Linked DNA regions of Homo sapiens: region 2 is linked to region 1. Evidence: chromatin loops called from intact Hi-C (ENCODE). Cell type or tissue: ovary. All regions are shown on one strand. Each heading gives the region's core, and the rest is flanking DNA. Links, peaks and the distances in the headings are about the cores only.

Region 1 (8,000 bases), core at 1-8,000:
CAGGTCTTGGTTGGGAGAGGAAAGCCCCAAAGGGCCCCACCACCCTCCCACCCCTTCAGGCCTCAGCTAGCTGGGCTTCTCTGGATCTTGGCACCCCTCTCCCAGAGCTGACAGTGCATCTGCAGCCACACTTTTCCTTCTCCTGCTGACAAGCAGACCTTGACCGTCACCGTGAGGCTCATGCCACTGACCTATAGGGGCAAAGCAAGCATCGTTGCAGAGGCTTCAGAAATCTGCAGTTGCCCCAGCTTTTATCCTAGCTTCCATGGAGCTGTACCTATTCCTTGTCATCTTTTGCTGAAGTTTCTAGGTATGCCCTTTGAACCATCCTAGTGGAATGGTAGACCAGAGCCCAGGCACACACTTGGTGCCTCCCCGGTGTCAGGAAGGCAGCTGGTGTTGGCCTCGGGGGGCCCAGAGCCTTTCTGTGGGAGATGTGCCCCTCCCCGTGTGAGTGAGAGGTCAGCCTGTCAGCCCAGGAAGGCCTTTTTTTTTTTTTTTTTTTTGAGACTTTTTTTTGCCTCTTACTCTGTTGCCCAGGCTGGAGTGCAGTGGTGTGATCTCGGCTCACTGCAACCTCTGCCCCACCAGTTTAAGTGATTCTCCTGCCTCAGCCTCCCAAGTAGCTGGGATTACAGGTGTGAGCCACCATGCCTGGCTAATTTTTGTATTATTAGTAGAGACGGGGTTTCGCCAGGTTGTCCAGGCTGGTCTCGAACTCCTGACCTCAGGTGATCTGCCCGCCTCGGCCTCCCAAAGTGCTGGGATTACAGGCGTGAGCCACTGCACCCAGCCAGGAAGGCTTTCTTGATGGCTCTGCAGATGGCCACCTGGGCTTCCTGAGGCCCAGACTGTCACAGGGAGGAGCTGGTGCCACAGAGGCAGATGAGTGATAACCGAGTGCTGCTTGTTCTGTCTCTAGATACAGCAGCAGCAACAGCAGCTGCAGCGAATAGCACAGCTGCAGCTCCAACAACAGCAACAGCAGCAGCAGCAGCAGCAGCAGCAGCAGCAGCAGGCTTTGCAGGCCCAGCCACCAATTCAGCAGCCACCGATGCAGCAGCCACAGCCTCCGCCCTCCCAGGCTCTGCCCCAGCAGCTGCAGCAGATGCATCACACACAGCACCACCAGCCGCCACCACAGCCCCAGCAGCCTCCAGTTGCTCAGAACCAACCATCACAACTCCCGCCACAGTCGCAGACCCAGCCTTTGGTGTCACAGGCGCAAGCTCTCCCTGGACAAATGTTGTATACCCAACCACCACTGAAATTTGTGAGTACCTGTGGCCCACAGTGGAGCACATGCAGCCCGTGGCTCTGTCAGCAGTAGTTTCTAGGCTCTTTGGCTAGAGATAGCATATCCTATTCTTCAAGTGCTGAGACTTCAGGCAGCCCCCACCCCTTGCCAGCCCTGCCGACTCTAGCATGGCTCAGCAGGGAAGCATGTGTTTTGCATTTTGTGTTCTGAGAGCTGCTTCTGCACCCCGCACAGGGTACTGCTGCTGCTACTGGGGCACCAAGTCGCATTCCAAGCAGTGTGGCTGATTGCAGCAGTTCTGTGGGCCCTTTCAGGGTGTGAGCACTTCGACTGATGAGCACCACATGAAAGGATGTGCCAGCTCCGTCAGTGTCTGGTGGTTTGCCAACTACTCAGAGTTAATGTTCTAAGCAAATATCTTTTTTTTTCCTTTACACTCTGCCAAGTCTCAGGAGAACAAAGTTCATTACTATATTTTTGAGAGGAGTATTAATATAAAATACTGTTATTCCTAGTTTCATTTTGTATCTCTGCACAAAGCCAGTCTACTCAGTGACAGGCACAGAGGACAGAGTATGATCACCAGGATGAAGGTAGCTGCATCAAGGGGCCATTTGGACAACTCTTTGGCTCCCTTGGTTTTTGTGGCCTTTTCTGTTTGTGATTCATGAGTGGAATGGGGCCTGAGGCAAGTGTGGGGGTGAACAAGAGGCCTCATAGGCAGACTGGAAGTCTAGGAGAGTTGTGAGGAGCAGATATGCTCACTCATCTGTCACCTGGGAGTCGACACACTGCCTGACCCCGGGGACTGTGCAGACTGAAACCCTTGTGTGCTGCATGGTGGAATGTGCCCTGGCAGGGTTTGCCCTAGTGGCTTGGAGATGTCTAAGGAAGAGCCCGCTGCATGTTGGAATGTGCCCTGGCAGGGTTTGCCCTGGTGACTTGGAGATGTCTAAGGAAGAGCCCCCTGCATGGTGGCGCGGGCCTGTCTCGTCCTTCTGGAGGCCCCTCCATGCAGTGGCTCCACAGTTGCCCCTTTTGCCCAAGTTTGCCCCCCACCCCCACTTTTTTCTTTTGAAGACAGGGTCTCTGTTTTCCAGGCTGGAGTGCACTGATGTGATCAGACCTCCCTGCTCAAGCGATTCTCCCACCTCAGCCTCCCAAGTAGCTGGGGCTGCAGGTGTGCATCCCCACACCTAGCCAAATTTTTGTATATTTTGTAGATATGGGGTTTGGCCGTGTTGCCCAGGCTAGTCTTGATCTCCTGGGCTTAAGCGATCCACTGGCCTTGGCCTCCCAGAATGCTGAGAATACAGACAGGAGCTACTACGCCCTGCCCTCTGCTGGCCGGCTAACCCAGCTTTCCTTCAAGGAATCAGGCTGAGTGAAGCTCTTGTGGACCATCAGCATGCTTGGCCCAGAGGATGAGCAGGCTAGGCTGTAAGCTCTGCATTGGAAGTCGTCAGTGCTTGTGATAGCTGGTGCTGAGGGATGTGTGGAGACATCCCAGTGGGAGGGCCACATTGCCACTTGCCAGAATTGGATTTGAGCTAATGGGATCCTAGATGGCCAGTAAGGTGACATCACAGCACATGAGGTCATGAAAGTCCCATTCCTCACCTCAAGAAAGGCTCCATTTCCTAAGCTTCCACAGGAAGACTAGGCTCTGCTCTCTGACCCAGGTGGTTCCAAATCACATTCTCTCTTTCTCCCTCAAGGTCCGAGCTCCGATGGTGGTGCAGCAGCCCCCAGTGCAGCCCCAGGTGCAGCAGCAGCAGACAGCAGTACAGACAGCTCAGGCTGCCCAGATGGTGGCTCCCGGAGTCCAGGTGAGGGCCTGGGGGTGGAGGGCTCCATAGTCATCAGCAGGTGCATGTTCACCTGCGCATGTAGTGCTACAGTGAGGGTTCTGGTTGGATTAGGGGCTGGGGGCTAAGTTGGTAAAGCAGGGGCTTCTCTCCCCCTTGCACTCTGCAAGACACCCCTGGAGTCCTTGGGGTGGGCAGCTGTGCTTGGTCATGTCTAGGACCCACCAGCCGCATAGTGCGTGTCGTTTCCAGCTTTGCTCGGGCATCCTTCATTATCCCTCTTCCTTGCCACTCTGAGTGACTCTGGGAACATGTATCAGAGAGTAGAAGGCTGCAGTTTTCTCCTCACCTCTCATCTTCCATTTGAGAGTCTGAGTACAGAGCTGACCAGGGTGGAGGGCAGCTTTCTAGACACTCGGAAGCAGATGGGAGCCACATGCAGCAGGAGCGTGGGAGAAGGCATCCTGGTGCTCGCCTGCACTCAGGGACTCCGGCGCTGTGTGGTGAGAAGCGTGCCACTCCCACATTGCTGAGCTTGCTGGTGTGTCACATGTGTGGAATGTGTGTGTGTCTCTGTGTGTCACGTGTTAGTGGAATGCAGATGGCCTTGTCTGGCCTCCTAGTGTCCTGGGATTGGAGGCCCAGGGTTTCTGTACCTTTTCCTATAACCCCTCCTCTCCTTCTTGTGGGGAGACGTACAGTCTGGGGCTTCAGTTTTTCCTCTTTTCACATGATGGTGGAAACACTGTTGGTCCTGACTCGGAAGGGGCGTTGGCTTTAGAAAGAGTCAGAATGTGCTAGTTGATGTGGTAAGACTGTGGCTGGGTCCCAGCCCACAGCTGGCAGTGCGCCTGCACTTTGCTGTCGTCTTAAGGGTACCTGGCCTTGTGGTTTTCTGCAGGCCTGCTGGGCGCAGCGCCTGGGTGCACAGTGCCTCGTGGCAGGCTTCATCTCACGCTTGGGGGGTGCTCAGTAATGTCCTTCATGGTGCCTGCTACCTCTTTTAAGTCCCTGGGAAGCTGCCTGAGGAGGGAATCTGAGGTATTTGGCTGCAGCTGAGGTTAGCATCCTACCTTGGCAGGGCACCAAATGACTTGGGGCCAGGGTCCCCATGTCACATTCTTACTTAGATGGAGCCCTGTATGAAACACACCACAGAACTCACATTTACTTACAGCTGGGGGAGGCTGACCACTTCGTGTGATGAGGTTGGAGGTCTCTGCCACCTCCCTGTGTGTCTCGGCATGTCCTCAGGCCTCGTGGGGGGGCTCCCTTGTCCTGGTCTCATGCAGAGGAAGGACGTGGTGTGTTCAGAGTCAGCTTAGTGGTGGCACATAGTGACTGCCCACCCAGTGGAAGCTGCTACCTTTGCCTCTTTGGACCATCGATCCTCTGTTCAGGACCTCACTTCCTGGAAACTTTTTTTATTTTTTGAGATGGAGTCTTGCTCTGTTGCCAGGCTGGAGTACAGTGGCACGATCTTGGCTCACTGCAACCTCTGCCTCCTGGGTTCAAGTGATTCTCCTGCCTCAGGTTCCCGAGTAGCTGGAACTACAGGCGCGTGCCATCACACCTGGCTAATTTTTGTATTTTTAGTAGAGACATGGTTTCATCATGTTGGCCAGGATGGTCTCCATCTCTTGACCTCGTGATCTGCCGGCCTTGGCCTCCCAAAGTGCTGAGATTACAGGCATGAGCCAATGCGCCCGGCTGGAAACTTCTGTACCGCAGGTCAAGCCCAGCAGGAAAGTGAGAACTGCTCTTTTCTTTATTTCTTTCTGTCTTTTTTTTTTTTTTTTGAGACAGAGTCTGACTCTGTCATCCAGGCTGGATTGCAGTTTTGCGATCTCGGCTCACTGCAACTTCTGCCTCCTGGGTTCAGGCGATTCTTGTGCCTCAGCCTCCCAAGTAGCTGGGACTACAGTTGCACACCACCACACCTGGCTAATTTTTGTATTTTTAGTAGAGATAGGGTTTCACCATGTTGGCCAGGCTGGTTCGAACTCCTGACCTCAAGTGATTCACCCGCCTCAGCCTCCCAAAGTGCTGGGATTATAGGCATGAGCCATCGCACCCAGCCTAGAACTTCTCTTCTCTTCTCTTTTTTCTCTTTTCTTTTCTTTCTTTCTTTCTTTCTTTTTTTTTTTTTTTTTTTTTTTTTTTTTTGACAGAGTCTTGCTCTCTCACCTAGGCTAGAGTGGCTGGAGTGCAGTGGTGCAATCTTGGCTCACTGCAACCTCTGTCTCCCAGGTTCAAGTGATTGTCCTGCCTTTGCTCCCAAGTAGCTGGGACTACAGGCATGCGCCACTATATCCAGCTAATTTTTTTTTCCTCTTGTATTTTTAGTAGAGATGGGCCAGGCTGGTCTTAAGCTCCTGACTTCAAGTGATCCACCTGCCTCAGCCTCCCTAAGTGTTGGGATTACAGGCGTGAGCCACTGTGCCCAGCCGAACTTTCCTTTTCTTTCCATTTCTTGGTATTTGGAAAGTGAATAGCCATGGAGCAGCCAGTGTTTTCAGCTGGTGCAGGCCCAGCTGGTATGTTCGTTAGGCTTCTAGCTCAAGGAAGTGTCCACTCTGCAGTCTCACTGGCATCCCATCACCGTCCAGAAGCAGGATGCCAGCTGTGTGTGCTCATGGCCCATGCTGAGCCTGTCCTTGGGCCACTGGTCTTCCTGTCGGTTTCTCCACCCCTTGTTTCAGGTGGAGGTCCCCGCCCGACTGGCACAGGAAGGAGGATGGAGAGTGGTTACCACTGTGGTTCGTTGCTGAGTGAGTTTGATGTTTTAAGGATCATTGCCCACCTGCCCTGTGGCACCATGTGCTGCCATGCAGGGGATTCCCAAGTGCTAGTGGCAGAGGAGCCTTGTAGTTTCTCAAAGTCCAGCAGTGGGTAGGGCGTATCTATGAGGTGCTTCTCAGTCCAGATGTGGCACCTTGAAATTCTGTAACCCGCATTCTGCTGGTTTTCTCTCAGAGCTTGGTCTTGCCTTGTTGCAAGCAGTGCAGTTTCTTGGGGGCTAATTGGGCACCCTCACTGCCTTGTTCCACCAATAGCAGCGCCCCCTGCTGGGGGATGGGGAGGGTTGGGCACAGCAAGCCCTCTGAGGGGCCATCTGGATTCATGATCTTCTTTTGAAACTTGAATTGGCACAGTGACCAGCTGAGGCTACGGTACTCTGATCTAAAAACTTTAAAAGTATGTGTGGTAACTGTAGAACCCAGAAAGTGGAGAGGAACAGAAGTAAGAGAACCATTCCATGAGAGAGAAGGTCTGGTGTCCTTTCTGGTTGTTTCCCATAGTCAAGGTCATGCTATCCTGGGGTTTTTTGTGCAGCATCTTCCACATCAATAGGGGATGAAATGTTCTCCTTTAATTAGAAAGCCCTGGTCGGCACGAAGGAACTCTTGTCATACCCCTCTGTGAATGTCTCTTGCCATCCTCAGTTACCATCTTGTTCTTGGACCTTGTAATAATTTCCGATTTTTTGCTATTACCAGTGACACATATCTTGATGTCTTAGATTGTTCCTGGAGCTGATGGAGGTGAGTGAATGGTTCACTTTGAGGGCCTTCAGATCTGATCAGCCACCCTCTAACCAGGAGGTCAGAGATGCAGATTGGAGCTCCCCTTGTGTTGTTCACACAGTGGACATCAGGACGTGGTGACCACGTGTTGCAGCTTTGTATGTATGAGCTGCCGCGTGCTGCGGAAACAGGCCTCTTGAGTTCATGAATGAAATTCTGGGATTGGGGGCCCCCATGCAGGCAGCCCTCCATGCCCTGTCTCTCAAGCCCATCTTAGAGCCGAAGAGAGGCGCCCTGTCAGGCCCTTGCAGTACTGTGGTGTTGGATGTGGTAAAGGGTAGCCTGGGACTGAGTATTCTAGAAAAATTGCTCAGCCTTGTGCTGTGCACACCTGGTTCTCTTTCCAGTGTTATTTATGTAGCTGAGAAGGGCAATGTCACCCACAAGGGGATTTAGCAGGACACAGCAGACTTCTTTTTCTCCCCTATAAAACCAAGACATGCAGGCACAGTGGCTCATGCCTGTAATCCCAACGTTTTGGGAAGCCAAGGTGAGAGGATCACTTGAGACCAGGAGTTCAAAACTATCCTGGGCAACACAGCGAGACCCTGTCTCTACAAAAAAATAAAAATAAAAAGTTAGCTGGGCGGAGTGGTGCGTGTCTGCAGTCCCTGCTACTCGGGAGGCCGAGTTGGGAGGATCGTGCAAGCCCAGGGGTTTGAGGCTGCAGTGAGCTGTGATGACAGCATTACACTCTAGCCTGGGAGACAGAGCAAAACTCTTGTCTCTTTAAAAAAGCAAGAAACAGGACAGAATGCATCTCATTTTCTTTTTTTTTTTTTTTTTAAAGACAGAGTCTCTTGCTCTGTCACCCAGGCTGGAGTGCAATGGTACAGTCTCAGCTCACTGCAGTCTCCACCTCCTGGGTTCAAGGGATTCTCCTGCCTCAGCCTCCCAAGTACCTGGGATTACAGGCATGTGCCACCATGCCTGGCTAATTTTGTATTTTTAGTAGAGACGGGGTTTTGTCATGTTGGCCAGGCTGGTCTTGAACTCCTCGCCTTAAGAGATGTGCCCGCTTTGGCCTCCCAAAGTGCTGGAATTACAGGCGTAAGCCACTGTGCCTGGCCATGCATCTCATTTTCAAACAGTCCCTATACCTTTGTCATTTAACGTTCTATTCTTTTAGTATGTGAAAACCAAACTCTAATTTACAAGTCACAAAGAATTATCCAAGACAGACTCCCATTGTGGACATGTATGTGGCATTGCTGATTCACAGCTACTGTACTGAAGCCTTGGCCACCCTGGAGGACCCTCTCTCTTTTTGCTGGACCCTTCTGCACAGTGACTGCAGTAGGGAGAGTCAGACCTGGGGGTGGGGGAGAGGTTTTTTGGATTCCTCTC
Region 2 (14,606 bases), core at 6,607-14,606, 60 kb before region 1:
TTGGCTCACTGCAACTGCTGCATCCTGGGCTCAACTGATTCTTCTGCCTCAGCCTCCTGAGTAGCTGGGACTACAGGCACACACTACCACGTCCAGGTAATTTTTTTTGTATTTTTAGTAAAGAGGGGGATTCATCATGTTGCGCAGGGTGATTTTTTTTTTTTTTTTTTAATTCTTTTCTGAGACGGAGTCTTGCTCTGTCACCCAGGCTGGAGTGCAATGGCGGGATCTCGGCTCAGCCTCCTGAGTAGCTGGGATTACAGGCACCTGCCACTACGCCAGCTAATTTCTGTATTTTTAGTAGAGACAGGGTTTCACCATGTTAGTCAGGCTGGTCTCGAACTCCTGACCTCGGGTGATCTGCCCACCTCGGCCTCCCAAAGTGCTGGGATTACAGGCATGAGCCACCGTGGCTGGCCTCTTTTATTTTTAAGATACAGGGTCTCACCCAAGCTGGTCAGGAACTCCTGGCCTCAGTCCACCTGTCTCAGCCTCCCAAAGTGCTAGGATTACAGGCATGAGGGACCACGCCCGGCCAAAGAGAAGGTTCTGAACCTTCTCTTTTTCTGACCATGACAGAGGAGTTTGTAAGTGGGCCAAGTCTATAAGGGGTTTTTGTTGTCTCAGTATTCATTGGTGTGATAGATGAGCCAGTCCATGACTGGAGACGTGACAGTGTTCTGTACAAGATGACATCCTTAGTCACCTGTGTCAACAAAGGTGCCTTCTGGCTAGGCACGGTGGCTCACGCCTATAATCCTAGCACTTTAGGAGGCTGAGCCAGGCAAATCACGAGGTCAGGAGTTAGAGACCAGCCTGACCAACATGGTGAAACCCTGTCTCTACTAAAAATACAAAAAAATTAGCCAGGTGTGGTGGCGCATGCCTGTAATCCTAGCTATTCGGGAGGCTGAGGCAGGAGAATGGGTTGAATCTAGGAGGCAGAGGTTGCAGTGAGCCAAGATCGCGCCACTGTACTCTAGCCTGGGTGACAGAGCGAGACTCCGTCTCAAAAAAAAAAAAAAAACCCAAAGGTGCCTTCTTTCTTTTGACTGTCTTTGCAAGGGGTCTGGATTTGAGAGTGCTGAATCTTTGTGCACCCTCTTTGGAGTGTGTCTTTCTCTCTCTCTCTCTCTCTTTTTTAAGAGACAGAGTCTCACCCAGACTGATCAGGAACTCCTGGCCTCAGGTGGTCCTCCCACCTTGACTTCCCAGAGTGCTGAGATTACAGGCATGAGCCATTGTGCCCAGCCTTGAGGATGTCTCTTTTGTCCATGGTTAAGTCATAAAATGCTTATTGGTCTTGGTTCTGAGTTGCTTGGTAGGTACCTTTGGTTTACAAGAAGAAAAGTGGTGGGTGGGCAGGGTGGTAGTAGGGAAGAGTGTTCAGTACTGCCAGGAATATGTACTATCTGTTCTGGCTGAAAACTGACAATGAGATATTTGAAAGGATTTTTTTTTTTTTTACAGCTCTATGATCAGAAGATGGCATAAGTGGGGCTGGGCACAGTGGCTCAGTGCCCAGCTGGGATTACGCCTGTAATACCAGCACTTTGGGAGGCCAAGGTGAGTGGATCACGAGGTCAGGAGTTGAAGACCAGCCTGGCCAACATGGAGAAACCCCGTCTCTACTAAAAATACAAAAAATTAGCCGGGCGCGGTGGCAGGTGCCTGTAATCCCAGCTACTCGGGAGGCTGAGGCAGGAGAATAGCTTGAACTCAGAGGGCGGAGGTTGCAGTGAGCCAAGGTTGCGCCACTGCACTCCAGCCTGGGCGACAGAGTGAGACTCCGTCTCTAAAAAACAAAAAAGAAGATGGCGTAATCAGAAGTTGATATTCTGTCTATTGGATCCTGCTTCTCCCCTGGGGTCTTCTTGGTTCCCTGAAGCCCCTCTTCCGGAGTCCCTGCCCTCTATCGGCTCTGCCTCCTGCTTCTTTTCTGTATTGCCATGATTTTTGCTAAGGATAAAGGACAACTTCATTGGCTTCTTTGGGAAACTTGCAATCTCCCCAAACAGGCCCCTCTGAGATTTCTCCTTTCCATTTGCTTCTGCTCCCCCTTCCTCCTTTTGCCACCTTCGATATTTTCTCCAGTTTCCTTGATTCCTTTGATACGTCCCCATTCAGGCCACTCTGGCCCTCCATCCAACCTGCCAGAACTTTTTCCACTTCAGCACTTCAGTCACTTAAACATTAGGGCTCCCTGCCCTAAAGGGACTCAAAATCCTGCAAAAACAACCACCTAAGGATAAAAAGAGAAAAAATGAAACTGTTTGGAAACTGGGCAAATGAATACTCTTTTAAAAGTCTTTTTCTGGGGGCCAGGTGTGGTGGCTCACGCCTGTAATCCCAGCACTTTGGGAGGCCGAGGCGGGCAGATCACAAGGTCAGGAGTTCAAGACCAGCCTGGCCAATATGGTGAAACCCCGTCTCTCCTAATGATACAAAAAAAATTAGCCAGGTGTGGTGGCATTCGCCTGTAGTCCCAGCTACTTGGGAGGCTGAGGAAGGAGAATCGCTTGAACCCGGGAGGCGGAGGTTGCAGTGAGCCAAGATTGCACCACTGCACCAGCCTGGCGACAGAGCAAGAAGACTCCATCTCGAAAAATATATATGTATGTATATATACGTATTTACGTGTATATATGTATGCATACATATATATATATATAGAGAGAGAGAGAAACCAGTGAGTTTGTATTACTGTGTTTTACTGACTCACGACTACCATTTTGGAATGAAAGCTATAAGATCTTTGTGTTTTTACGTTTATGTGTTTATATTTGTGTATATCTATGTATGTATGTTTGAATATTATATATAATATTTTTTCTATCTCCATATTCAGTATTACTAACTGAATTTTTTTTTTTTTTTGAGATGGAGTCTCACTCTGTCACCAGGCTGGAGTGCAGTGGCATGATCTCGGCTCACTGCAACCTCCGCCTCCCAGGTTCAAACAATTCTCCTGCCTCAGTCTCCTGAGTAGCTGGGACTACAGGTGCGAGCCACCATGCCCAGCTAATTTTTGTATTTTTAGTAGAGACGAGGTTTCACCATGTTGGCCAGCATGGCCTCTATCTCTTGACCTAGTGATCCACCCACCTCGGCCTCCCAAAGTCCTGGGATTACAGGCATGAGTCACCACGCCCAGCCTAAATTTTTTAAATCCCTTAAAGGAGTTATATTCAAATTGTACCCTCCTTTGAAGATGTCTCTTTTGTCTGTGGTGTCTTAAAAGGATTATTGGTCTTAGAGGGAGGTAAATAAGCATTCATACAAGCTAAATATTACCAAAAATTTAAGAAAAATAGAAACTAATCCAACTGCTTTTTAGTTTACATGATCTGGAATATTCTTTAGTAAATAAAGCTAGTTTGAAAATTGATGGACTACGCCGGGTGCAGTGGCTCAGGCCTGTAGTCCCAGCACTTTGGGAGGCCAAGGCGGGCGGATCACGAGGTCAGGAGATCAAGACCATCCTGACTAACACGGTGAAACCCTGTCTCTACTAAAAATACAAAAAATTAGCCAGGTGTGGCAGCATGGGCCTGTAGTCCCCAGCTACTTGGGAGGCTGAGGCAGGAGAATGGCGTGAACCCAGGAGGCGGAGCTTGCAGTGAGCTGAGATCACGCCACTGTACTCCAGCCTGGGCAACAAAGCAAGACTCCGTTTCAAAAAAGAAAATTGATGGACTAGTCAAACAAGTTTTATGTTATCACTACTGAATGGTAAAGATAATAAAACTATCAATCCAACCTAAGAGCAAAATGTGCAATAAAAATGAATTGCGGCTGGGCTCACCCCTGTAGTCCCAGCAGTTTGGGAGGCCGAGGCGGGCGGATCACCTGAGGTCAGGAGTTTAAGACCAGCCTGGCCAATATGGTGAAACCTGGTCTCTACTAAAAATAAAAAGTAAGGCCAGGTGTGGTGGCGGGACCTACCTGTAATCCCAGCTACTTGGGAGGCTGGGGCAGGAGAATCGCTTGAACCTGGGAGGTGGAGGTTGCAGTGAGCCGAGATCGTGCCACTGCACTCCAGCCTGGGAGACAGTGCGAGACTCCATCTCAAAAAAAAAAAAAAAAATTGGGCACGGTGGTACAAGCCTGTAATCCCAGCTACTTGGGAGTCTGAGGCAGGAGAATTGCTTCAACCTGGGAGGCGGAGGTTGCAATGAGCCAAGATCGTGCTGCTGCACTCCAGCCCAGGCAACAGAGTGAGACTTTGTCTCAAAAAAAAAATGAATTGCATGGCTTGGCGCGGTGGCCCATGCCTGTAATCCAGCACTTTGGGAGACTGAGGCAGGTGGATATTTGAGGTCAGGAGTTCGAGACCAGCCTAGCCAACATGGTGAAACCCCATCTCTACTAAAAATACAAAAAATTAGCCAAGTATGGTGGCGTGCGCCTGTAATCCCAGTTACCTGGGAGGCTGAGGCAGAATTGCTTGAACCCAGGAGCTGGAGGTTGCAATGAGCCAAGATTGCACCACTGCACTCCAGCCTGGGCAACAGAGTGAGACTCCATCTCAAAAAAAAAAAAAAAAGAAACAATAACCACTCCCTCCCTACCTCCACATACATAAGTGATTACAGGCTCCAGGCCAAACACACAGAGGAGTTACATCTGGCTGGTGCTAGGATGGAAGGTGGGGCAGGTCACCACCTCCCAGGGACTGAGTGCCAAAGCAAGGAGGAAGATTGGAGGTGAGGCTGTATGGAGACAGCCACAGGCTCACAGAGCTTGTGCTGAGCTCTCTAGGGGGAAGCTTGATCTGCCTGGGAAGCTTCCAGCTCCTACCTCCTGCAGAGCCCAGAATGGTGTCCAGGAAATATGTGGCCATTGAGTGGAACCAGCCTTGGCATGGTAGCCTGCAGGAACCCGCAGGCTAGAGACATGGCCACATGAGCAGTGAGGATCTCCCCCGAGATGAGGATCCCCAGAACATAGTGTGGGATGCAGGTCTGGCCTCTGCATACCCTCGGCTTCCTCCATCACTTATTCTCAGACATCTAAACCACTAACATCCAGACTGGGGATCCCAGGAGGGTCTACAGTGTCAAGAGAGGGCAAGTCCACTTCAGGATCAACCTTCCTGTGGCCCCTTACTTTCCTTGGTCCACCTTTCCAGGTCACCCATCCAGACTGTCACCAGGGATCACTGCCCTGGGCACCAACCCAATGCGGGGACAAGTAGAAAAAGAGCTCTGGGGAAAATACCAAAGGGAATAGTCACTCAATTTTACTGTGATGATAAACTCCTGGCAAAGTTCCAGGCCTCTCTCTGTCTGTGTCTGTGAATTATGTGTCTGTGTCTCCATCAACCATAGTGCAGAAGGGGGAGGGTTGTCCTAAGTATCCTATTAACATGTTTGTTTGTTTGTTTGTTTGAGACAGAGTTTCGCTCTTGTTGCCCAGGCTGCAGTGCAATGGCATAATCTCAGCTCACTGCAACCTCCACCTCCTGGGTTCAAGTGATTCTCGTGCCTCAGCCTCCTGAGTAGCTGGGATTACAGGCACACACCACCATGCCTGGCTACTTTTGTATTTTTAGTAGAGACGGGGTTTCACTATGTTGGCCAAGCTGGTCTCGAACTCCTGACCTCAGGTGATCCACCTGCCTCAGCTTCCCAAAGTGCTGGGATTATAGGCGTGAGCCACCATGCCCAGCCAGAACACAGGACTTTCAAAACTTAAACCTGGGGCTGGGCACGGTGGCTCACACCTGTAATCCCAGCACTTTGGGAGGCCGAGGCAGGCGGATCACCTGTCAGGAGTTCAAGACCAGCCTGGGCAACATGGTGAAACCCCATCTTTACTAAAAATAAAATAAAATAAAATACAAAAATGAGTCGGGCGTGGTGGCGCACTGTAGTCCCAGCTACTGGGGAGGCTGAGGCACGAGAATCACTTGAACCCCGGATGGCGGGGACTGCAGTAAGCGATCACGCCACTGCACTCAAGCCTGGCAGACCTAGCGAGACTCTGTCTCAAAAAAAAAGAAAACAAGGCTGGGCGTGGTGGCTCACGCCTGTAATCCCAACACTTTGGGAGGCCAAGGCGGGTGGATCGCCAGGTCAGGAGATTGAGAACATCCTGGCCAACATGGTGAAACCCTGTCTCCACCAAAAATACAAAAATTAGCCAGATGTGGTGCCAGGTGCTTGTAGTCCCAGCTACTCAGGAGGCTGAGGCAGGAGAATCACTTGAACCTGAGAGGCGGAGGATGCAGTGAGCTGAGATTGCGCCACTGCACTCCAGCTTGGGCGACAGAGTGAGACTCTGTCTCAAAAAAAAAAAAAAAAAAAAAAAAAAAAAAACCAAGGGCCGGGCGCGGTGGCTCACGCCTGTAATCCCAGCAATTTGGGAGGCCGAGGCAGGCGGATCATGAGGTCAGGAGATCGAGACCATCCTGGCTAACACGGTGAAACCCTGTCTCTACTAAAAATACAAAAAAATTAGCTGGGCGTGGTGGCGGGCGCCTGTAGTCCCAGCTACTTGGGAGGCTGAGGCAGGAGAATGGCGTGAACCCGGGAGGCGGAGCTTGCAGTGAGCCAAGATTGTGCCACTGCACTCCAGCCTGGGCAACAGAGCAAGACTCCATCTCAAAAAACAAACAAACAAACAACAACAACAAAATAAAACAAGGAAAAAAACACTAAAACCTTGGATGTCCTGGGCAACCCCGGTCAAGATGATCACTCTAGATAGAGTTTTTAAAAATTAGTTTTCAGCCTGGCCAAGATGGTGAAACCCTGTCTCTACTAAGGATACAAAAAATTAGCTGGGCTTCGTAGCAGGCACCTGTAATCCCAGCTACTTGGGAGGCTGAGGCAGGAGAATCACTTGAACCCGGGAGGCAGAGGTTGCAGTGAGCCGAGATGTCACCACAGCACTCCAGTCTGGGCAACAGGGCGAGACTCCATCTCAAAAAAAAAAAATTAGTTTTGCCACCGGGCACGGTGGCTCATGCCTGTAATCCCAGCACTTTGGGAGGCCGAGGTAGGTGGATCACCTGAGGTCAGGAGTTCGAGACCAGCCTGGCCAACGTGGTGAAACCCTGTCTCTACTAAAAATACAAAAATTAGCCAGGCATGGTGGGGTACGCTTGTAATCCCAGCTACTGGGGAAGCTGAGGTGGGAGAATTGCGTGAACCCGGGAGACAGAGGTTGCAGTGAGCCGAGATGGCACCACTGCACTCCAGCCTGGCCAACAAGGGCTAAATTCTATCCCCCCCCCCTCAAAAAAAACAATAACGATTTTGGGAGTATTAGAGCAGAAAACGTTTGAAAACATGAACAGCTCTCACATCAACACAAGACATGAAACTCTGTTGGCAAGAGAGGCCTCTTTGGGGAGAGTGCTCACTCCTCTCCCACCCACTCTCTACCACCTTCAACCTCCTGTCTGGGGCACAGTAACAAGGGGTGTAAGGGGTGTACAGTGCCTAGCAGGGGCCTGGCACTTAGGCTTCAGTAGGTGCCAGTCCACAGTCTCCTGAGGCCCATGTTGGTTGGTGTCCACCTGGTGCTTATTGACCACTTGGGCTCCAGATTTTCCTCACGTCACCTCCCTCCCCAGGGTAGCAGATAAAGGCCCCATAGTTCCAAGGAGGCAGAACTTTTACATTCCTAAAAGCATTCTCAGGCCCCCATAACCCCTCATCCCACCTTCAGCTCGCTCACCTTCACCTATCAAATTCGTTTGACATCTGGCCTCCAGCAACTAGCTAGGCTGAGTTCTCCATGAAGGGGACGTGGCTGCTGGTCAAAAGGGAAAGCCCATGTCTAAAAATTAATTAACGTGGTTTAGGGGCCTCACATTCCCAACCCCCAAATACAGCCATTGTGAGATGTGAGATTCAAAAAATCGAAGAGTGAAGCGGTGATGAGAGTCCATCTGGTCGCTCTTCGGATGCGGCGCTAGCAGGCAGTTGCATGAAAGCAGATCCCAGATCACGTTGCACTGGCACACAGTAGGTACCCACACATATTTGATAAATAAACACTCTCTCCCTAGCATTACTATAGATAGCTGGCAGCTTGGCCTGGCATCCCGGAGGGGTCTGGATCTCAGGGACTAGATAAGGCCAGCACACTGAAGAGTTGCAGAAAATGCAGGCGGTCAGGCGCAGGTCTGCTGCGGGAGCACCTGCCGTGTCCGACAGCTGCACTGGAAGAGGGGCGTGTGTCTCCCAGCCGGGCGGAACCGAGACCGCTTCGTCCCCGGCGGGGAACTTCATTTCCCACAAGCCTGTGCGCGAGACTCCATTTCCCACAAGCCCTCCTTCACTTCCGGCTCGGCCGAGGCACTGCGGACGGCTTCCGGGTTTGGGCCTGGCTCTGTGACTGAGGCGGCGGCGGTGGCGGCCAAGCGGGATACGGGCGGCGGGAGCTGGGGAACAGGCATGGACGTTTCCGGGCAAGAGACCGACTGGCGGAGCACCGCCTTCCGGCAGAAGCTGGTCAGTCAAATGTGAGTAGTGGTCGGGGCAGGGGGCTGGATTGTGGGACCTTCCTCCTTAGCGTGGCGGGCGAGGCCAGGGCCGGACCCGTGAGAAACCTACGGCGCCGGGAGACAGAAGGCGCCGGGGACTTGCGTGGGTCCCAGGGCTCGGGCCCCCCCGTCTGTCCCCTCCGTTCCCGACATGGACTGCTCGTTTGCTTTCCTGGGGCCGAGCTCTGCAAACCAACGAGCCCTGGCTTATGAATCATCGTCTTGAGCTTTCTCATTCGTCATTTGTGTGCTTTGGGTGCAGACTTTCCCCCGCTTTTTGAACCACACTGAATAGGGAAAGGGAGAGAAGCAGCCGGCTGTAGTGGGTTTAGCAGGGCTGGGTGCTTCATGGTTTCTCTTCCAGAAAAGCGCATCAACGGTGAAAGAAAGTGATGGGAGGAGGGTGGATGTAAGATGAGATTGGGAAGGTAGTTGTTTGGGGTGTGGGCGGTGGGACGGAGGATCTGAGGGTGACCCCCCGAAGGAATGTGGACTTTGCCGAAGGATGGCAGGAAGCCGCTGTCAGGAAGCGATCGTCGTTTCTGGAGGAGAGCGTGAAGAGCTGGGGTCAGTGGCCCCGCTCAGAGGAACTCTAGCCCCTCACCACCGACTGCTTGTTTCTGTTAGCAGTTTTTTTCATGCGCGTCCGTGTGAAGAGACCACCAAACAGGCTTTGTGTGAGCAATAAAGCTGTTTATTTCACCTGGGTGCAGGTGGGCTGAGTCCGAAAAGAGAGTCAGCGAAGGGAGATAGGGGTGGGGTCGTTTTATAGGATTTGGGAAGGTAATGGAAAATTAGTCAATTGTTCTCTGGTGGGCAGGGATGGATCTCACAAAGTACATTCTCAAGGGTGGGGAGAATTACAAAGAACCTTCTTAAGGGTGGGGGAGATTACAAAGTACATTGATCAGTTAGGGTGGGGCAGGAACAAATCACAATGGTGGAATGTCATCAGTTACGGCTGTTTTTACTTCTTTTGTGGATCTTCAGTTACTTCAGGCCATCTGGATGTATACGTGCAAGTCACAGGGGATGCGATGGCCTGGCCTGGGCTCAGAGGCCTGACAGTTTTTAACTGAGCTTATTGGCGTGTTGTGCTCGCCACAGATTTGCCTGAGACACAGCCCCTTTCCTGAGGGATGGTAAAGGAACCGTCACAGCGCAGTCTTGTCAGTCTGTAATGTGTATACTGCAGGGGTTTCTTGCGAAGCGGCGGTTAACTTGAGCAGACCAGGGGCAGTCTAGTGAGTAGGTGACGAATAAATTGAGTCCTAGAAAGACAAGTAGGAGTGTGAATAGCCACCATTCCAAGCTGAGGAGTTAGGAAACATGAGCATTTACTGCGTGGAGGGAGGATCTTGTAGGCTGAGAGTTCTGGGGCTCGAGGAGTAAGAGAGCCCAGGAGATGATGGAATGAGGGTGAGCAGGTACTAGCACTTTAGTGGGGGTGTTGTGCCAAGGAATTGAGCCTGTGTTTGGCATGTGGCATTCTTTGGAGTAGTGAAATGCCAGTGTTGGGAATATGCCTAGAGTCCCTGTCCCTGGAGATGGATGCAGGGCAGAGAAGAGAGACCAGTTAAGCTATTAAGAGAGTTTGAACATTTGGAGGGAGTAGGGAACCTGTCCTTTTTCATCCTTATATTCTCACTGCTAGCTCACTGCCTGCCACATTGCTCCGTAAAATGATTGTGGCATGACCTAGTCGGGCGGGAGATTATAAAGGCCTGCATTAGACAGTGGTAGAAACTGAAAGAGGAAGACAGATTCCAGAGGAGGGGGAACGTAGACAATTCTTGATGACTAACTGGATGGAGGGGGGTGGGGTGTGGGGTGAAGCATTGTGGAAGGAAGGAAGCCGGGCTGAATGCTGGGAAACCTTTCAGTACAGTGGAAAGAGTAGGGACTGTAGAGTTAGTAGCTATGGGCTTTGGGAAGAATAGCCTTGGGATATTTCTGGGGATATTGCACAATCAGTGAACAGTGTTTTACTGATAAAATATAGTTATCTGTAGGTGAAAACTTGAGAGATATCCCACTTCAGGGTTCCTGCAAGAAAAGTCCCCAGGGCAAGGGTTCTTCTCTGGGAAAGCCCAGAATTAAGAACTGGAAGGGTGAGTTGTCATCAAAGAAAATGGGGGTAGGGGAAGTGTTAAGAGGGCTGGGAGGGTGATTGAAGAGTTTATGGGTGTTGAGTGACTGGATACTTCATAACTCAGCTTTATTTTGCTTCCGGGAGAATTGAGTTCTTTATTTTTTTCGATATTGCTGTTTGTGTGTTTTTCTGTTGCCGCTCTAACAAATTACCACAAGTTTAGCATCTTAAAACAACACACCTTTAGCCAGGTGTGGTGGCTCACGCCTGTAATCCCAGCACTTTGGGAGACTGAGGCAGGCGGATCACGAGGTCAAGAGACTGAGACCCATCCTGGCCAACACGGTGAAACCCTATCTCTACTAAAAATCCAAAAATTAGCTGGGTGTGATGGCGCACACCTGTAGTCCCAGCTACTCAAGAGTCTGAGGCAGGAGAATTGCTTGAACCCGGGAGGCGGAGGTTGCAGTGAGCCGAGATCGCACCACTGCTATCCCGCCTAGTGACAGAGCGAGACTCCATCTCAAAAACAAACAAACAAAAAACACACATTTATCATTTGGTAGTTTCTGTAGGTCAGAGGTCCAAGTAGGTTCCACTAGGTCTCCTGCTATCAAGGCCTATCAAGGCTGAAATCAAGACGTTGGCAGGGTGCATTTCTTACTGAATGCCTTGGGGTGGAACTTGCTTGCAAGCCCATTTATGCTGTTGGCCATATTCAGTTCCTTGAGCTTGTAGGACTGAGGTGCCCTCTTTCCTTACTGGCTGTTAGCCAGGAGTCAGTCTTTGTTCCCAGAAGCTGCCCGAATTCCTTCTCATGCTTTTTATGTGTCTCCCTCCAGCGAGGGCCAGTTCTTCTGCCACATCTCTCTGATTTCAGCTAGAGAAAATATCCTGCTTTTCAGGGCTCAGATTAGATTTAGTGCACACAGAGAAGCCAGGATAATCTCTTTATTTTAAAGTTTGTAATTTTAATTACATCTGCAGAATTCCTTTTGACATGTAATGTAGCATATTCACAAGTTCTAGGGATTAGGCACGAGATGGGCATTCTCCTACCACAGCCGGGAAGAGCAGTTTCAGAGGTTGCCTTCCCTAGGTGATGTGGGTGTTCTCAGTTCTCAAATTTGTCTGTTTTCTCTCTAGGGTTCACTTTCTCTCTAGGGTTCACGTTGAAAGTCGTGATTCTTGGTGCCTTGATTTATTGTGCTCATAGGGTTAAAAAAAGATTTGCATTAGAATTCTAGACATACCTTTAACTCTTAACTTCCTCCCATGTTTTTACACTGTTGTTTAAATTTGGCCATTTTGGGAAATGCTTTATACCCAAGTAATTTATAGTTGATGAAGGGATAGAGAAAGTGTCTTGCTTGTGGCACCGTGACTCACACCTGTAATCCCAGCACCCTGGGAGGCTGAGATCTGGGACTACTTGAGTCCAGGAGTTTGAGACCAGCCTAGGTAACATAAACAAATACAACAATCAGCTGGGTGTGGTGGCGTGCACTCGTAGTCCCAGCTACTCTGGAGGCTGAGGTGGGGGGATCGCTTGAGCCTGGGAGGTCGAGGCTGCAGTGAGCTACGTTCACACCACTGCACTCCAACCTGGGCCACAGAGCAAGACCCTTCTCAAAAAAAGAAAAAAAAAAAGCATTCTGAGTTTTGACAGAGAAGAAAACATTTGATGGTTACTTATCTGTCTCTACCAAGAGCCTAGGGAACAATGCCCCAGAGCATGAGCTGGTATATAGTCTAGTCTCCTGGCTCCCACTGAGAAAAAGGGATTTTGAGTTGAGGCTGGCTATGACTAGACAGCCATTGCAGGGACTCTCCAGTTCAGCCTCTTAGCCCTCCACTGCCTCCACCTCATCTGGGCCCATTCTGGGCTGTGGTCTCCTGCTCTCTTCCCAGTCCCATCCTTCTTCCCCCAACAGCACAAGTGAGGGTGAGGCCTAAAGTGTAGCCACTGCCCTGCTGCAGAACAATCAGTGACTTTTCTTAGCATTAGAATAAAACTCCAGATGTCCCACCCTCCCAGCCCCTCACCCTGACCTGGTATAGTCATCTCTTCTCCTACCCCCACCGTGTTCTGACCTCTCTGGTCTTTCAGCTTCTTGAACATTCTAAGCTTTTTTTTTTTTTTTTTGGAGACAAGATCTTGCTCTGTGGCCCAGGTTAGAGTGCAGTGGTACGATGATAGCTCACTGCAGCCTTGACCTCCCAGGGTCAAACGATCCTCCCACTGTAGCCTTCTGAGTAGCTGGGACTACAGGCACACACCACCACGCCTGACTGATTTTTATATTTTTTGTAGAGATGAGGTTTCACCATGTTGCCCAGACTGGTCTTGAACTCCTGGGTTCAGATGATCCTCCCTACTAGCCTTCCAAAGCACTGGGATTACAGATGTGAGCTACTATGCCTGGCCCCTGAGCTCTTTCTTTTTAACCAATTTATTATCAAGTGTTTAAGGTATTGAAAAATGAGTAGACTCCTCCCCACCACTGTATTCATGACTAGCTCCTTCTTTTAGGTGTCTGCTCAGTATCAGATACTCAGAGGATCCTTCCCTGCTTGATCTAAAGTTGGTCACCGCCTCTGATATGTTTTATCTCAGCCCTTTTTAGTTTCCCATAGGACCTCATACCTATGAAGCTTGGTACCTGGTATACAAAACACTTGTTGAGGAGTGGAATAGTATTTTCTTGGGGGCTGTGTGAGTCACCTCTTTTTTTTTTTTTTTTTTTTTTGAGGTGGAGTCTCGCTCTGTTGCCCAGGCTGGAGTGCAGTGTCACAATCTCAGCTCACTGCAAGCTCCGCCTCCCAGGTTCACGCCATTCTCCTGCCTCAGCCTCCTGAGTAGCTGGGACTACAGGCGCCCGCCACCACGCCCAGCTAATTTTTTTTTTTTTTGAGACAGAGTCTCACTCTGGAGTGCAATGGTGTGATCTCGGTTCCTTCAACCTCTGCCTCCCGGGTTCAAGCGATTCTCCTGCCTCAGCCTCCCGAATAGCTGGGGTTACAGGCATGCGCCACCAGGCCCAGCTAATTTTTGTATTTTTAGTAGAGACGGGGTTTCACCATGTTGGTCAGGCTGGTCTCGAACTCCTGACCTCGTGATCCACCCGCCTCGGCCTCCCAAAGTGCTGAGATTACAGACATGAGCCACCACGCCCGGCCGGGTCACCTCTTGTATTACAGTGGTATTCTTTATTTTTTTATTTTTTTAAGAGACAGGGTCTTGCTTTGTCACTTGGGCTGGAGTGCAGTTGGTATGATCATAGCTCACTGCAGCCTCAAACTCCTGGACTCAAGTGATTCTCCAGTGCAGTGGTATTCTTTACCTGAACCAGTGTACATTGTGAAGCTCTGGAGCCCCTGCTTTCTCCACTTGTTACACTTGTTAGCCTTTCTTTTTCTTTCTTTTTTTTTTTTTTTGAGACGGAGTCTCGCCCTGTGGCCCAGGCTGGAGTGCATTGGTGCGATCTCAGCTCACTGCAACCTCTGCCTCCCGGGTTCAAGCAGTTCTCTGCCTCAGCCTCCAGAGTAGCTGGGATTACAGGCACCCGCCACCACTCCTGGCTAATTTTTGTATTTTTAGTAGAGACGGGGTTTCACCATCTTGGTCAGGCTGGTCTTGAACTCCCAACCTCATGACCCACCTGCCTCGGCCTCCCAAAGTGTTGGGATTACAGGCGTGAGCCACTGCACCTGGCCTAGCCTTTCTTAATCGTGTCCCTCATCAATGAAATGGTAGAAAGCCAATCTGTTTTACAGGTGTGGTAGAAGGGAAAAATGAAGAGACCTCTGTACAAGCCTTTGCAGAGGTCTTGGGACTCAGTGGTGAGCTCCCTGCCACCACCTCCTGTGCCCTTGCAGGAGTAGGAGATCTATAGTCTTGGAGAATAAGGGTGATACCCCAATACCCCAAGCCTGGTTAGGGAAATTGATGACCCTTATTGGAGCCTGTGGGGAGGTAGTTGGGAAATTGTTAGTAGCTTCATGTTGGCATTTTCT

What was found. A loop is a pair of places that touch in the nucleus more often than their neighbours do. Peaks named below come from ENCODE experiments on the same cell type or tissue, not always from the same donor. Only the 100,000 strongest peaks of a DNase experiment are listed, where the experiment ranks them.
Region 2: a loop joins it to region 1, with 2.2 times the contacts of the local background. A loop is called at or near these places in 43 of 110 quality-filtered maps.

Annotation. Positions count from the first base shown.
Region 1 is chr22:20,565,545-20,573,544 of GRCh38, forward strand. It overlaps MED15 (mediator complex subunit 15), which reads left to right. Exons shown (of 18, transcript NM_001003891.3): 7 at 923-1,273; 8 at 2,977-3,087. Among named protein-coding and RNA genes, the nearest start is that of MED15, 62 kb to the left of the region's middle. RefSeq lists enhancers at 5,844-6,013, 6,897-7,066. In ovary, for the core only: a CTCF peak has its summit at 2,554 (motif pointing left); DNase peaks (open chromatin) are centred at 3,562 and 3,915; H3K27ac peaks cover 1,049 bases.
Region 2 is chr22:20,499,271-20,513,876 of GRCh38, forward strand. MED15 (mediator complex subunit 15) reads left to right here and starts at 8,340. Exons shown (of 18, transcript NM_001003891.3): 1 at 8,340-8,476. The coding sequence starts at 8,409. It overlaps LOC101928824 (a long non-coding RNA gene), which reads left to right. Exons shown (of 4, transcript XR_007068011.1): 3 at 1-96; 4 at 1,471-1,986. RefSeq lists enhancers at 5,944-6,443, 8,323-8,432. In ovary, for the core only: a CTCF peak has its summit at 10,061; DNase peaks (open chromatin) are centred at 8,018, 8,311 and 10,321; H3K4me3 peaks cover 2,383 bases; H3K27ac peaks cover 1,848 bases.